Regions from separate parts of the Homo sapiens genome. Here region 1 is linked to region 2. The links are chromatin contacts, found by Hi-C or POLR2A ChIA-PET in ENCODE. All regions are on one chromosome and are shown on one strand. The core of a region is the stretch at or near the end of the contact, and the rest is flanking DNA. Distances in the headings are between cores, read along the strand shown.

Evidence for each region. A loop is a pair of places that touch in the nucleus more often than their neighbours do. ChIA-PET counts read pairs that join two places held with the same protein, here RNA polymerase II (POLR2A). Pooled maps may share reads with other maps.
Region 1: a pooled map shows a loop between it and region 2 (2.3-fold over the local background). The contact joins two enhancer-like sites. A Hi-C loop is called at or near these places in 1 of 168 maps with a recorded cell type or tissue (natural killer cell) and 3 of 50 pooled maps. POLR2A ChIA-PET finds 5 or more read pairs at or near these places in 3 of 52 experiments (PC-9, Panc1 and activated CD4-positive, alpha-beta T cell).

The regions. Positions count from the first base shown.
Region 1 is chr2:235,086,136-235,089,544 of GRCh38, forward strand. No RefSeq gene overlaps it. Among named protein-coding and RNA genes, the nearest start is that of SH3BP4, 140 kb to the left of the region's middle. RefSeq lists an enhancer at 1,321-1,821. Within about 2 kb of position 1,801, at least 4 of the 41 ENCODE cell types and tissues checked have a DNase peak (open chromatin) inside an H3K27ac peak, as active enhancers do.
Region 2 is chr2:235,050,102-235,053,279 of GRCh38, forward strand. SH3BP4 (SH3 domain binding protein 4) reads left to right here. Exons shown (of 6, transcript NM_014521.3): 5 at 2,461-2,649. Among named protein-coding and RNA genes, the nearest start is that of SH3BP4, 100 kb to the left of the region's middle. RefSeq lists an enhancer at 2,174-3,135. Within about 2 kb of position 1,635, at least 23 of the 41 ENCODE cell types and tissues checked have a DNase peak (open chromatin) inside an H3K27ac peak, as active enhancers do.

The DNA.
Region 1 (3,409 bases), core at 551-3,050, 36 kb after region 2:
ACAGTCACATACAACTGGAAACATGTACAAGGATGTTCATTGCAGCCCTGCTGGTTTTAGCAAAAACATGGAAACAACCTCATGCCTCAGTCAAAAGATAAGTGGGCAGATGAAGTCTTCATTGGCATAAATACAAGCAATAAAACTGTATGAAAAAGAAAGCAGGCCAGTGAAAGCCAGGACTCAGGCGATGATTAGCCTCAGGTAGAGAAATGCAGGAGGGTCAAAGGAGAACCATCTGGATACGGGAAGGTAGTTGTCAAAGTTAGAGGTTTTGTTTTGGGTGGTGAATTTTCTGGTGCTTAAAAATAACTAGATAAGTAAAAATCCAAATGTGCACCATCCATGGGTCAGCGATGAGGGCGTGTCAGGGAGCAAGGACTGTGGTTAATCCAGCCTGGTACAGGAGGCCCAGCCGAGCAAAGAAAGGGAGACTATGACACGGGAGGAGGACAGGTGCAGGAGCAGGCAGAGGCGGCTCCTCCAAGCAGCTGAGCTGCAGAGGGGGAAGAAAGTGAAGGCAGCAGCAGAGGGGCGTGAACAGGGCCAGGATGTTGTTTTGTGTGTTTGTTTGTTTTTAGTGCATTTGCTAATGGAAACAATCCAGGAGGAACTGATGATGCAGAAGCGAGGGAGAATCCTGGGTCTGGCACTGTGAGGAAGCAGGAGGGAATGTGAAGTGGTATCAAACGAGTTTTTCTCTGTGGAACAGAATGTCCTGTCCTTGTAGAAGGGGCAGCTGCCTGCTTGCCTGGCAAGGCGTCATCTCAAATAAAAGGAATGTGGGTGCCAAGTGTAACCTAAGACATCCACCTTGCACCCACACCTTGCATCCACCTCGCACCCACACGCTGTGCGTCCCACAGACCCGCCTACCTTCCCACAGAGGCATCTTCTTATTTGCAGAAAGCCATGGACCCAAACAATCCCCCTCCACCTGCCTGCCTTTCCTCAAAATCCTGCCTTTATCTCCATTCTCTGGGAGAAGGAAGATACTGCACGTTTTCCAAGGGAGGCACATTTCGCAGCTGTCATGCCCCTGCCTGGTTTCTGTGCTCCCCTGCCTGGTTTCTGGGCTCCCCTGCCTATCAACAGTGACTGCAGGCTCTTTAAAACTGCTCGGGCCCACCCCGTGGCTTCCACCTTCACAGACCCTGAGCTGCAGACACCTGGGCATTCAACTTCCCCCACCATGCTGTTCCTGGCGGGGGTCTTTCTTCCTTCTCATTTGTAAGAAACAGTCGATACGATTTCAGGCGTAGTTTAATGCTGCTTCCCACATGATACAGCCCCACCTGCAGTGGATGTGCTCCCCTTCACACCCCTGCCTCGTGTCATCTGGACATTTCTGATGGGCCCTGCCCACCCGCCCCCTCCACACCTGCTCCGGGCTGGGCTCTCCCCGGGACCCAGCCATGTCCTGGTCATCATTATGTGCCCCACAGCAGGCAGGCTCCCAAAGGCCTCTTTTACCCTCTCAGGCAGTGAGAGTCCTGATGCTGCCCCCAAATCTTTGTCCCTTCTAAGAGAAGAGTTGGGGGAACCAAGCATTATGCCTGATGCCAAATCCAACTCGGGCCAATGGAGCTGAGTTATACACAGTTTTACTTTCCTGAAAATCTTGGTGCTTTCTCTCAAAAGTGGAGTCATGCATTTTGTAAGGAGCCTTCTCTCCCTGAGCTATAGAGTGAGACCTCTGACTCCTGGACCTTCTTCCTGGGCTCATCCCGGGAGCACCCTCCTCTGCACCTGCCCCTCCTCCCCACGGGTCCTCCCGCCAGCACGGGTGAACGCTGCTAACTCAGAAGTCCCACCCCTGCCTTGGACAAGTGCCCACTCCTGCGCGTACATGGCCAGCTGGGTCTCCGCATAGCTCTCTCCACCTCGCCTCTCCCACTCCCTGTTCCCGTTCCCATCTCTGTCCTCCTCCTGCCGGTCCCCGCCGGTGGGGCAGCCTTTCAGTGGTCCTGGCCCTGCCCAGTTCCTAGGGCCCCTGCTGTACCATCTGACCAGATGCTGACCTTAGCTGCTACATTCACTTCTGTTGCCTGGGGACTTGGAGGAGCTGACCCCTGGCTGGAGGGGATGGGAGAGGCTTTAATTTAGTTCTTTCTTTTGAGGCTTTCCCTCTCCCAACCGGCTTTCATTTCCTCCCTGTGGCATTAGCCGTTCCTTGTCTCCACCCCTGGCCTTTTCCCACAAGCAGGAAGGTGGGCTGGGGCAGGAGAGGGTGGGGCCGGGTTTTGCAGGCTTGGTTTCCATTAATTATTGGGATAACAATAAGAAACTGAGAAGAGAGAGAGAGAGACAGAGACGCAGAGACTCACAGTGCCACACTGCATTGCAACTACCCCACACTGCGCTGCCTGTACATTTTCCGAAAGTTTCCATCTCCAGCTGGGCTGGAGGAGGCTGTGAGTGAGGGCTGGGCCTCCAGGGGAGAGAACTCGTAGCCCCCTCATCCGGCGGCGTGAGGAATCCTAACAAGAGGGCAGGGGACAAAATCCAGTGGGTGGAGGATGGAAGCACCTGAAGATCCTCCTATTCAGGGCAGGTCTTGTCTTCAAAAATTTCTAGATATGGTTTTGTTCCTGGCATAGGAATCTTCACTCCCGGAACCAAAATTTGAGAGACAGGTTTCCTCGGCAACCGAGGAAACATCTCTAGAGAAGGGTTATATTGTTTTGAAGTGTTTTGAAATCTTATCAATGGTTTCCAGGGAAACACGAGATGATGAATAGAGGCCTTGCTAGGTGAATTTAAGAAGAAACACAGGGGAACATATTTGGATTCACAGTGTGCAAGTATTCAGCTGTGTATCAAGGCAGAAAAGTATATTTCACTCTCATCTGACATTTTAATTTTATTACTAGTTCAGCTTCATGTACAGTAACTCCTCAGGGAGGTCAGCATTATTTGAATCCCAATTAAAGAAATTACACAAAGTTTTTAAATTATGAAATTTGTGAATCCCACGGGAATCAACATTTTAATTAACATTATGTATTATACGTAGGGAAAATAAAGATTTAAAGTAGCAACTGAGCAGCCAAACTGTGGTCAGAACAGTTTGCGAATTAAACGGCAGTGGAGTCTCCAGCAGAAACGGCAGAACGGCAAATGAGCTCAGGGAGAAATGGCCAGAACTGTGACTCCAGCTCACCTGTCACTCCTACTCTGTTTGCCGGTGAAAAACGCCTGGCAAGTCTGACTGTCCAGTGGTGTGGAGTTTTAATCTTTTCTTGTTTTGTTAAGCTACTGAAATCACCAGGTGCCTTTGTGTTCTTTCAGCAGGTAATATTTTGTCTTGGTTGATCCATGATTACATCTCAGGGTTCATCTTTGCCCTTATTGATTGTGTGACTATTTTTTGTTTGTTTGTTTGTTTGTTTTTGAGACAGAGTCTTGC
Region 2 (3,178 bases), core at 385-2,884:
CTGGGTTTCTTTTTTTTTCTTTTCTTTTTTTTGAGACGGAGTCTCGCTCTGTCCCCTAGGCTGGAGTGCAGTGGCGCGATCTCAGCTCACTACAAGCTCCGCCTCCCGGGTTCACGCCATTCTCCTGCCTCAGCCTCCTGAGTAGCTGGGACTACAGGTGCCCGCCACCACACCCGGCTAATTTTTTTTGTACTTTTAGTAGAGACAGGGTTTCACTGTGTTAGCCAGGATGGTCTCGATCTCCTGACCTCGTGATCCACCTGCCTCAGCCTCCCAAAGTGCTGGGATTACAGGCGTGAGCCACCGCTCCTGGCCTAGCCCTGGGTTTCTAGTAGCTTCTACAAAAACAAACGGCCACCAGGTCCTCAAACCCCCTTCTGGCCAGCCTCGTTGGTAGCCAGCTGTCAGCCTCTCATATCTAGGGAGGCATCAGAATGATCTGTCGCTCCTGGTTCTTTTTAAATTCCATGGATTGAGATGCTGGGGGCCCACCTAGAAGGATCGTGAGTCACCTACTCTGGCTAATGCATGCCACAAGTCGCCAAAAAGGTCACCTTTTTGTATTGTTAGACTCCCCCCAGGTAAACATAAAGTGTACATTAGAATGCTCAGTCTAAAACAGCTGGGCTCGCTTTGAAGTAAGCAGCCCAGCCGACCGCATGAGCACTAGCAAGACGACCCTGCTATCGGCACAAAATAGTTGGCCAAAGAGCGCCGGTACCAGCGGTGTGGTTGGCGGGGGTGGGGGGTTGTTTGTTTTTTAGCACACTTTGGAGTCCTAAAATGACAACCTCAGGTGCTGAAACAGAGCGTAGAGAGAAAGAACGCCAGGACTGGTGACTTTCCTCTTCTCTTAGCAACTCGCCTGTCCAGGGGCTCACGGGAGCCTCAGAAACCGTCTCTGGGCTGCCTCAGGCCACTGTGCCCTGGAAGCCAAGCCTTTCCCATTGTTGGATGAGAGAAAGCTTTAAGGGTGGGGGTGAGCTGTGCCTTCTATGGCAGAGGAGACTCAGACAAGAATCAGACCCAGCATGCGGCTCTCCTGCCTTCCTGGTGACGTCATCCTGACTGGCTCAGAGCCACACGCTAACCATGTGTGGCCTCATTTATAATTAGGATGGCGCCAGAGTCGCTTGCATGACACCCAGTGGCAGTCATGTGACTTGGCACAGTGTACAGGACTAGCAGGCCTGCTGTCTTGTGCTAGCCAATTTGATTTGTTTCTTTAAACCAGAAGTGTGAGTTTGACCCCAGCCTGGGGTCCCCCAGATATATTAGCCATATGTTCAATGCCTGTCCCATCCAGCCCCCGTTTTTAGGAGGGAATTGAGTCCCAAGGCGGCCACGTGGTTGTTCCAGCCTCAGCTGGGACTTCACTGTCCCAGCAGGGCTGTCTGTCCTATTACCTCCCCTCTGACTTCCTCTGTGGTTAGTAATCCCTGTCCTAAAGACACAGTAGAAAGTTCTTGCAGCTTTGACGTGGGAGCAGTCCCACCAATTGTGGAAACCGTTTTCTCATGTTGCACAGTCCTGGGGGAGGTCTGTGCATCTCCTGGTCACCGTGGTTCTTGGTGGTACACCCTGTCTCTGACCAGGGCCTCTTCTGTTCTCTGTCTTCTTCTCCCTGGGTGGTCCCTGCCTGAGTCCCCCAGCCTTCTACCCGCGGTGCTCTCTAACTGGCCAATGTCAGCACCGCACACTCAGCAGGTCCAGCTCGCCCTCCATCCGTCTCGGCCTCAGGCTATGGTGTCTATTTGGTGAAATGCATTCGTTTCTCTCTGGTGTCCCCAGAGAGTGGGAGTGGTGACAACTCTAATCCATATTCACCCTGTCTGTTAGCTTCCTGGGGCTGCCAAGACAAATGACCACAAACCAAGGGACATCAAACAACAGACACCTGTCCTGTCACCATTCAGGAGGCCACAGGTCTCAGTCAGGGGTCCCAGGGTGGCCTCCGTCTGGAAGCAGTGGGGGAGAAGGGGTTGCAGGCCTGCCTCTCCTAAGCCCCACTGGCTCAACCCTCCTTCTTTTCCTTGGCTTGTTGCCGCATCTGTCCCGTCTCTGCCTCCGTCTTCACACGGCCTTCTTCTCTCTGCCTCTCTGTCTGCTTTCTCTTCTTATGAAGACGCCAGTCCTTGGTGACTTCCTCTAATCCAGAGGGACCTCATCTTAATTCTATCTGCAAAGACCCCATTTTCAAGTAAGGTCACGTTCTGAGGTTCTGGGTGGATGTGGGCTTTGGAGGGAGACACTGGTGAACCTGGCACGCTCTGCACATCATCTCTTTTCTCCCGTGAATCCTGGCAGTGATCGATTTCAGGGGACATTTGGTAGTAGGCCAGGGAACATGGAGAATAGAGAGCCCATGGCCATTCCTGCGCCGTCTGCTGGAATTCTGCGGGGAGCAGAGCCTGCCCCACTCCCTACACTGTCTCACGCTGTGTGCCTCTTCCTCTGCAGGCCCTACTGAAGATGGACTGCCAGGGCCTGGTGGTCAGACTCATCCAGGACTTTGTGCTCCTGACCACGGCTGTAGAGGTGGCCCAGCGCTGGCGGGAGCTGGCTGAGAAGCTGGCCAAGGTCTCCAAGCAGCAGATGGACGCCTACGAGTCTCCCCACCGGGACAGGAACGGGGTTGTGGACAGCGAGGTGAGCAGCGGCTGAGCTTCGAGCTCACCGAGCCCCTCTGTCCCTGGGTTCCGTGGACCCATGCAGTGCAGCCATAAAAAGTCTTGCCTCGCGGCATTTCTGTGAGGGTGCAACAGGTGGAAATGTGCACGCATGTGCCCAGCACTGGGTGTGCCTCACTGAGTGGGAGCCATCCTCCGGATTGGTTGTCGTGAGCCCTGGCTTTAGGATGTCAAGGCTGTTCCACACGACATGGGAAGGACAAACAGAACTGCCTGTCCCTTGTTCATTTTGATCTTAAATTACCATCCGTAGGGTTGAATAATGCAATAACACATACACAGAGGACTTTGTGAGCCGCTCTGGACTGGAGTGATACCTGGTATGTTACATAACTTGGGCCAAAGCCGGTGTGGCCGGGCTCTTGCTCAGAGGTCCTTTGTGTTCTCGCATGTTTGTGGAGGGCACCCTAGTAAGCTTCCTGGAAGACGGTTCAGGCTTGCAAGATCCAGGAAGCAGGAAGTCCCAAGGACAAAGCTGTCTTTTATGA